2 separate regions of the Mus musculus genome follow, and region 2 is linked to region 1. The links are chromatin loops, found by intact Hi-C in ENCODE. Cell type or tissue: left cerebral cortex. All regions are shown on one strand. Each heading gives the region's core, and the rest is flanking DNA. Links, peaks and the distances in the headings are about the cores only. Region 1 overlaps Pcdh7 (protocadherin 7). Region 2 holds the start of Pcdh7 (protocadherin 7).

What was found. Hi-C counts contacts between places; a loop is a spot of excess contacts. Peaks named below come from ENCODE experiments on the same cell type or tissue, not always from the same donor. Only the 100,000 strongest peaks of a DNase experiment are listed, where the experiment ranks them.
Region 2: a loop joins it to region 1, with 3 times the contacts of the local background. A loop is called at or near these places in 3 of 42 quality-filtered maps.

The regions. Positions count from the first base shown.
Region 1 is chr5:57,962,179-57,966,570 of GRCm38, reverse strand. All of the region lies in intron 2 of Pcdh7 (protocadherin 7), which reads right to left. Among named protein-coding and RNA genes, the nearest start is that of Pcdh7, 250 kb to the right of the region's middle. In left cerebral cortex, for the core only: no CTCF peak of the experiment used is centred there; DNase peaks (open chromatin) are centred at 2,124 and 2,613; H3K27ac peaks cover 908 bases.
Region 2 is chr5:57,717,879-57,722,270 of GRCm38, reverse strand. Pcdh7 (protocadherin 7) reads right to left here and starts at 4,190. Exons shown (of 3, transcript NM_001122758.2): 1 at 1-4,190. The coding sequence starts at 3,166. 4932441J04Rik (RIKEN cDNA 4932441J04 gene) reads left to right here and starts at 4,352. Exons shown (of 5, transcript NR_015588.2): 1 at 4,352-4,392. In left cerebral cortex, for the core only: a CTCF peak has its summit at 2,550; DNase peaks (open chromatin) are centred at 2,639, 2,905, 3,213, 3,526 and 5 more places; H3K4me3 peaks cover 4,000 bases; H3K27ac peaks cover 3,395 bases.

The DNA of each region.
Region 1 (4,392 bases), core at 220-4,219:
AATACCTTACAACTCTCTTACACGTACTAAAATGCACATCAAAATTTTCCAAGCAGTTGGGAGGAAGGGAGCAAAAACAAATAGAAAAAGGAAATGGGACTAATATTTTATTTGTCTTACCAAAGATTAGTTTGTTTATAGTCATTGGTTAATGATGCTAGTGCTCCACTGACCACCAAACACATCAGGAAACACTTCTCAGAAAGCAACAGGACAAATATTTATTTGGTGAGCATTGTCAGTAGGATAGGAAAAAAATGACAGAGGCACTTAAATGTAATTTCCATAAAATGATAGTAACAAGAAATTTTTAGAACCATACAAAGAGTGACAGACCAGCAACCTCACACTGCTTTGGGAAACCCTAGCTTTGGGTTGCAAATAAGAATGGGTAGAATTTTAACAAGGATGTTTTCAACAATTTCATGTACAGAAAGCTTTTATCCATCAACATGCTTGCTTGTTTAATTGGGGTTTTAATGTCGATTGAAGTCTTTAATGTTAAAACTCACTGATTTGTTCAAACAATCATTAATTATAATTTTTTGGTGTTGTTTTGTTGGTCTTTGTGGGGGAAGGGCATGGTTTCTCTGTGCTTCCTAGGATATATTAGAACCGACTCTGTAGAGTACAAAGTCTGCCTGCCTCTGCTGAGATTGAAAGCATGCACCACCATGCCCTCGGAAATACAAATACATTTCAAAGTACACTATGGTTATCAAATGAGCATTGCACAGATTCCAACAATTTACTGTATGAAGTCAAAGCATTATGATAAATGTTTAGTTTAATAGTTATCTAATTGTCTCTATGTTTTTAGTGAAACTAAACAAAGTTTTCACTTGCTGACCTTGGAGATTAAGCAGGACAATGGTTTACTACCATTTCTCATTGAGGTTTGTATCTAAAATCCTGGCAGGACGGAGAAGAAAAGTTATTGATGTTATCTTGTCAGTAGCTACCAAATGATTTTTTTCATAGTACCATATTTGCTGGTTTCTAAATATATACATTCTACTTAGATATAAAACAACTTGTAGTTTGAAGTTTGCACAAATCAGTTGTTGATCTGTGAGCTTCAATTCTGGAGGCTTTCGATCTTAAAGCCCACTCTGATTTGAGTTGTAGTTTTTGACTAGAGAAAACCTCATTTTCAAGAGACAGCAGGCATTTACAAATAACTACATAATGAAAGCTGAAAATTCTTCCTAAGGTGGACAAATGCTCACCCAAGGAGGTAGGAATTTAGCAGAACAAGAAGAAAATAATAGACTAACCAGCAGGGGTTGGTGGGTTAAAGGCTAAAGGCAGACTTGGGAACTTTGACATTCATATGTGGACTAACATCTCAGGTTAAGTTAGCAATGGGCAGGGCCAATTAAAAAAAAAAACACTAAGTGCTGACAAACTTTCCAATAATTACACTTTCAGAACAAAGGATTTCTCCTACATGGTCAACACAGTAAGAAAATTACTTCTAAGCAGTTACCATGAGGAATGTGCTCAGGAGTTAAAAGTAAATGAATAAATGATTAAAGAAATAACCAGATTCATGATAATAAACTAATAAGCCTAACACACAAATTCAAGAAAAATAATTCTCTCTCTCTCTAACAAAATGATGCCAAAGCATAATATAAATATGGGGCAGGTAACATCTTCAGGGAATACGGAAGTGTAACTTGAACATTTAGTGGCCTTCCTAAGGTGAAGAAAAACACCTGGAACATTACAAAGTTCTCTGGATAAGCAAAAGCTGTCTTGCCCAATAGAGTTACGATGGGCCAAGGAAGGGTTCATACTGTATTAGTAATGAAAGAAAAGAAAAGGATTCAGAAAATTGTGAAAAAAATGAATTTTTCACTATTAAGTAGTTTTATAAATCTCTCTCTCTCTCTCTCTCTCTCCTCCCACTCCTCTGACCTAAACCAAAACTCACTGAATCTCTGCAGTCAGGCTGGCCAGAAGCTCAAGCGTCAGCAATTCTAATGCAATAACTTTAATGCCTGGAGAGATGCTAACCTATGCATCTGATTTAGTCTACTAACAGTAACTATGGAGGAAATTCTGGCATCTAAGTCATGACTGTTTTTTCGTTCCGTTACTGTGGTTACAAGTTCTTTCCACTTGCCTCTTCTACCAGTTTTGCCTCCCCGCCCCCCCTTAAATTATCATTTAACAGACACTCCAGCATTTCTTGAATGGTGGTTTATACTAAACATGGCCTGACCACAAAAAAATACCAATAGAAGATATCATTTACAACACAGGGTCTAAAATACTACTTACTATAAATGCTGAAATTTGTCTTGGCTCTCCTGGATGTTGGTTAATAACCTTAAATTAGCTTGAGAAAAAGATTAGTCTTTTACTTAGCCAACATACAAGTGGTAGTTTCTAGTTAGTCACATCTCATGACAGCTTCCACTATTTCTTATCGTTATCAAGAAGAATGGGAGGGTTGTGTCCCTATTATACAATTTAACTCATTAAGTATCTGGCTTTCTGTTATGAAATAGAGCATGCCTGAATACGTTTTCAACTTTCATACAGAGCTGCTGTCATTATGGAAAATTTCGGTTTCTTTTTCTTCTCCAAGACACCCACTGAGCTATATGTAGAAACTCCCAGCTTAAAGAAGAAAGAGGAGGAGGAGGAGGAAGAGGAAGAGGAGGAAAAAGGGAAGGAGGAGAAGGGGAGAGAGAAAGAGGAGGGAGGAGAGGACGAAGAGGAGGGAGAGAGAGAGAAGATAAGTAAAAAAGGGAAAAATATATTAAGTAAATCTGACTTGTGGACACCTGAATTGAGGAAAAACCATGGAAAATGCAGGAGAAAAGTGATGTTTTATTTATTTCTTCATTAATTTAGAAGCTACTTGGCAAGGTGATATTGAGTGTGTGCCACAAATCTACACTTCCCACTAGAGTGGTTCCTGCCATTGTCCCTTTCCTGGCCATTAAGAGACTTGCTTCATCCATAAAAAGGAAACAAATTGAAATAAACTCAAAGGATAACATTTGCCAGTAAATCTCAACTTTTTCTTAAAGTTTTCAAACAGAAATCACTCATTAGACCAGGTACATTGCTCAGTTGTCTAGTTCATTCCTGGAAAGTAACTCAATACAGCAGAGCAATTGTTTTCAAGGCAAAATTGATATATATTATAACGGAAGTAATAAAACTTCTACCCTGAAGCACACCCTGGACACAAAGGGATCTGAACTAAGTTGGGGAAGGAAAAAAAAAACAAAAAACAAACAAACAAAAAAAAACATATGGCTGAATTTATGACCTTGGTCTGCTTAGGCTATGCCTGGAGTCACATGTGGACAGTGATGTCACATTTACCTTCTCCCATGCACTGCTCTGCCATTCTTAATGCCACCTGTTCTACCTACATTTTATCCATCCAGTGTACACCCTTGGTGTTTTTTTTTTAAACTGGTAATTATTCCAGTTCATAAAAACTATTCCTACATAAAGTTCCAACAATGCAGTCTTTCATTTGAAAACTGCACATGGTCTCTTTTCACACCAGGAGCCAAGTTTTTTGGTTGAGTGGCACAAGAGGTGGATTCTAACACCTTCGTCCAAACAGCTTTCCAAATAACACTCTTTCAGTCTCAGAGCAATTTTCTTCTCTTCCCAAGCAGGTTCATGCTGTGCCCTGGCTCTGTCTTCTCATACTTGTCAGTCTTGCCTAACTATACAGCTACTGCTAAACCCAGGGTCTCTGTAATTATCTTTCTGTCTTCTGAAATCTTTTTTTTTTTTTTTTGATTATGGATTTTGCCTCTACTACACACTTGTATACTTACTGACAAAGTTAATGTGCATTTAATTTGTGTCTTATTGTCTTATGTCCCATCCCTACAAAGGCTAAAGATTTTGCTTCTATATATCTTAGTCCCTCAGACAAATATTTTCATCCCTCAGCAAAGTTATTTATCATTTCATTATGAAGCTTAGTAACACCAAGTATTTATTTCTCATCTAAAAATATAGTCATGATAGATTTGTAAAAATGAAAGTGTCCATTATAAAAACTAAAAACCAAATCAGGGGCCAAGAGATACATTGAAATCGGTTTGCTTGAAGGTGAATATGAAAGCATGTTGCTAAATGTGTGGATCTCTGTCGGGTGTGGCATAGTTGGGATAGAGTAGAGCTGGCCCTGCCTCTGTAATTATAGGTCAAGTGAAAAATGCAGCTTGGGGTGTGGGCTGATGAGGGTGTGGCCGGCGGTTTTAAGAGCAAAATAAGATCTGTGAAGTGGAACCCAGTTTCAGAGATAATTTGCTTGTGTTGTAAAGGACAATTATATAAAATCGTTTAGGCATTATGGTAGTCATGATGACCTCACCCTTTGAAGGAACCTTGTGCTCATTACAA
Region 2 (4,392 bases), core at 193-4,192, 240 kb after region 1:
TGTACTTGTTACTTGTTTGACAGCTGTACTCGGAGCAGTGATCTGATCCAATTGAAATGTTGTCTCCTGCTCCCACAAATGTGTTGGCTGGTGGTAGATCTTGTACAGCTTGATGTTTTTTCCCTGCAGTTGGTGACTGGGGGTGAAGCTGGACAGTAGGCAATGGGGAACTGGATTTGTAATGCCTTGCCAGGTCGGGACTGCCAGGCCCACCATTAACAGATCGGTATCGGCCCATGCTTGGGCTGTCTGACAGCTTCTCATTGACACTATCATACCTCTGTCCATTTGGTTTAGAAGCTTCGACAGTGACGATACTGCTGTAGAGTGGCTGCTTAGATTTTTTGTTTTTCTTGTCCTTTTTAGGCTTTTTAGATTTGTCATGCTGCTGGGGTGTAAAAAAGTCCTCATGGTCTTTTTTGCCAGCTTCGTAGCCATTTTTATTTTTGGACCTGCAGTATCTTGCCATCATGACAATTAAAATGATTAGAATCACTGTCATAATGCCAGCAACCACCCCAATGACAATACTAAGTCTCTGTTTGCTAATTTCATAGCTTGGGTCACCAGCTATATCCTGGGTGAGTGGGGTATGCAAACTTCGGACTATCTGAGAGTCAATTACAGTTGCATTGGAAACACTTTCATTGACAAATACATGCACCAAAGTCGTAGTGGACTGGGAAGGCTGGCCACTGTCATTCACTTGCACAACCAGCCTGTGCAAGCCATAATGCTTCTGGGTGAGTTTCCCCACTAAGGAAACCACACCACTGGTGGAATCAATCTCAAACAGCTTGAAAGGATTCCCTCCCACAATGCTGTAGTTCAAGTCCGCATTGATGCCATCATCACTGTCTGTCGCTAACACTGTAGCTACTACTGTCCTGACATTACTTGAAGGTGGCAGCAACGTGTAGGAAATGTTTCTGGGAAGGGTAACTGTGGGAGCGTTGTCATTTTCATCCATCACAAAGAGAGAGACTGTGGCTGTGGCCGACCTGGGAGGATCTCCCCCATCCACAGCCTTCACTCTGAAAGTGTACGTAGTCTGATGTTCCCTGTCAAAAGACATTGTGGAGTAAATGGTCCCTGTGTCATTTTCAATAGAAAAAATGTTACTGTTCTCCTCTATGTACAGGCTCATCTCTGCATTCCGTCCCTTGTCAGCATCCATCACGGTGACCATCCCCACAGGGCTGTTGGGTTGTAAGTTTTCCTTCACATAAAAGGTAAAGACATCTTGCATAAACTTAGGGTCGTTGTCGTTTTTATCAGCCACCTGTACAATCACCGTGGTGCTGCCTTGCAGCACTGGGATGCCTTTGTCTTTGGCATTAACTTTAAACTCATACCTGTCAGTCTGCTCCCGGTCCAGTACTGTATTGACCAGGATGTCTCCAGAATCGGGATCGATGGCAAAAGTCCCCATCACTGAGGAGTCCAGTGAATAGGCGATCTCTGCATTCTTCCCGCTGTCAGCATCTGTCGCCAGCACTGTGGCTACCCTCTCCCCGGGAATGTTGTTCTCTGGAAAGTAAACCTCAACCACAGACTGGCCAAAGACAGGAGGGTTGTCATTAGTGTCTCCCACCTTGACCACCAAGGAATTGTTGCTGGAGAGGCTGGGACTGCCAGAGTCCACAGCTACTATGACCACGTTGAACTCCCGGGTGGTCTCATAGTCTAGTGGGGCTGATGTGTGCAGGAAGTACTTTTTCTTGTTTTGATCGCCTTCTGTGTCGCTGGCTGGCTTAAGCTGGAAAGGAACGTCTCCCACTACGGTACAGGTGACTACCCCGTTCTCGCCTTGGTCACGGTCGGACACCTGAACCAGGGCGATGGGGGTGTCCACCAGGACATCTTCGGCTACGTTGGCCACCCCGTCCTTAAGTGGGATGCGCCCTATCTTGCGAATTTCGATGGAGGGAACGTTGTCGTTCTCGTCTTTGATGTTGAGGACTACGGTGGCCTTATCAGTCTTGGGGGGCTGCCCGCGGTCACGGGCCATTACTGTGAATCTCAACTGGTTCACTTCCTCGCGGTCGATCCGGTGTAAGACACTGAGCCAGCCCGACGTTTCATCCAGGCGCAGTAGCCGTCTTACCGACTCGGTGGCAGCCCCAAATACATACTCGATCTGTCCATTGACCCCTACATCCAAATCGGTGGCGCGCAACTGTAGGATGGGGGTGCCCGGAGCGCTGTTCTCAGCCAGGTCAGCCTCATACACGCTCTTCTCGAAGCGGGGGCTGTTGTCATTCACGTCGGTGATGAGCACCCGCAAGATGGCCTGCGAAGACCGAGGTGGGTCGCCCCCATCGCGCACTCGGAGGGTCAGCTCATAGGAATCTCTCTGCTCCCGGTCCAGCGCCCCCTTCACGATCAGCTGCGGTTGTTTCTCGCCGTCTGGAGTGTCTGCCACCTGAAGCTCAAACACACTGCTTCGGCCACTAGGACTCGTCCCGCCGCCACCCTCAGGCGCGTCCAGCCGCCGCTTGGAGCCTCCAGAGCCGCCGCCGCTCGCGCTGTTCCCGCCGCCCCCTGGGTAGGGGGCGCTGTCCGCCGGCCCCAAGCGCCTTCCCTCGCCGCTGCCGCCGCCACCCCCGGGCTCCTGGAGCAGCTCGTAGCGTTCGATGCCATTGCGACCAAAGTCACGATCGGTGGCCGTGGGCAGCAGGTAGAGCGTGCCTACAGGCCGGTTCTCCTCCACCGTGAGCGTGAGCACCGGCGACGGGAAGGTGGGCGTGTTATCGTTGATGTCCAGCACGATGACCCGACCCTCAAACAGGTCCACCCAGCTCTGTGAGGGCCCTATCACCGACACCTCGAAGTCCAGGAAACATTCGTTCTCGTCGAAGATCATCTGACATTGGGGCAGCTTTTCTCGGTCGATGCGCCGCTCACTGGTGCTCAGCTCGCCGGTGAGGTTGTCAATCTTCAGATACTCAGAACCAGACTCAAGGCTGAAAGTCACCTCGCCGGAGCCGGTCACGATGCCCAGGTCCGAGGCCACATTGCCGATCCGCACGTCGGCGGGGCCCTCCTCGGCCAGCCGGTACCGGAGCAGCTGCTTGGCGGCGGCCAGGCTGAAGCAGAGCGGCAGAAGGAGACAACAGCCCAAGCACCAGCCGCGCGCCCATCCCGTGGTCCGCATCCTCAGCATCTTCTCTTGCTGCTGCTGCTACTGCTCCTTCTAACCACAACCCCCCTCGGCACCCCCCTCCTCCGGGGCTGGCCGCCTGCCCTCCCCTCGGTCCTCCTCTCCGGGAAAGGAAGAAACGAGAGGGAGGGGAGGGAGGGGGCCAGAGTAGCGCGTAGAGTCGGCCGATGGGAGGGGGGCAGCTAGAGATGCTTCTTTTTTTCTCCTCCTGCTTCTTCCGAAAGTTATTGTTTCATAATTCATGCAATGGGTGCTAATCGCCCGCTCGCCGGCCACCGTTTACTCGCAGTACTCACAGTTCACGGGACACTGCGCGCCACGGGCTCGGTGCCCCCACAAAGTCATCCCCGCAGTGGGAAGATACTGAGATCCAGTCTCCAAGCCCTGGGAAGGGGCCGGAACCGCTTCTGCAAGAGGGCGGCGGAGCCTGGTAGCGGACTAGAACAAACCTGCAGCCTTCCCCGCCTGACAGCAGCGTTAGTCCTTACTGCTACTCGAGTTAAGTCCAATTCACGTTCCAGCTACTCACTCTAGACCCAGGCTCTGTTTAGGCTCCCGAGGTCCAGACAAACCTGAACCGCTTCCTGCTTCAGGCTCTGGGGCGAGCAACAAGCCAGTCTTAACTCTGACTCCTCTTAAGCAGCCGGGAAGCCACTCAACATATCTTGAATGAAAAATTCCACGGCAGGTCGCTTCGGGCAAGGTGCAGCGAAAAGACGCCTCGCGTCACAGCTCGGTCCGCGACCGGGTGCTCCCGGCGCGCCAAAGAGCAGCCCGAGCCATCTTCAGAGACGCCCAGAGTCGGTCGCTTCTCACCCCGAAGAGCTCCGGTTTCTCTTTTTTTCTTAACAACTCTGCGCAAGGTCATTAGTCACGAAGCCGCCGCCTGAAACCGCAGCAACCATTCGCCCGCGGGGGCGAGAGCCGAACCGTGCGCACCGCGCGGTGCCCAAGTTTGGATTCTCAGCCGCAGAGTCCGTGCCTTCCCTCACCTGCATTCGGCCCGCGTGTTGGAGCAGTGGGATCTGCAGCGCTGTGCGCGATTCAGGGAGGAGATTGCAGCCTCTCTCTCTCTCCCCGCTCTCTCTCGATCCCTCCCCTCCCTCCCTCCTTCTCTTTCTCTCCTCCCTCCTCTTCTCTCTCCTCCCTCCTCTCCTTTCCCCTTTCCCCCCCTCTCTCACTCTCTCCAGCACAGTCTCTCAGCTTCTTCCAGTCTCAATGCGGGGAAC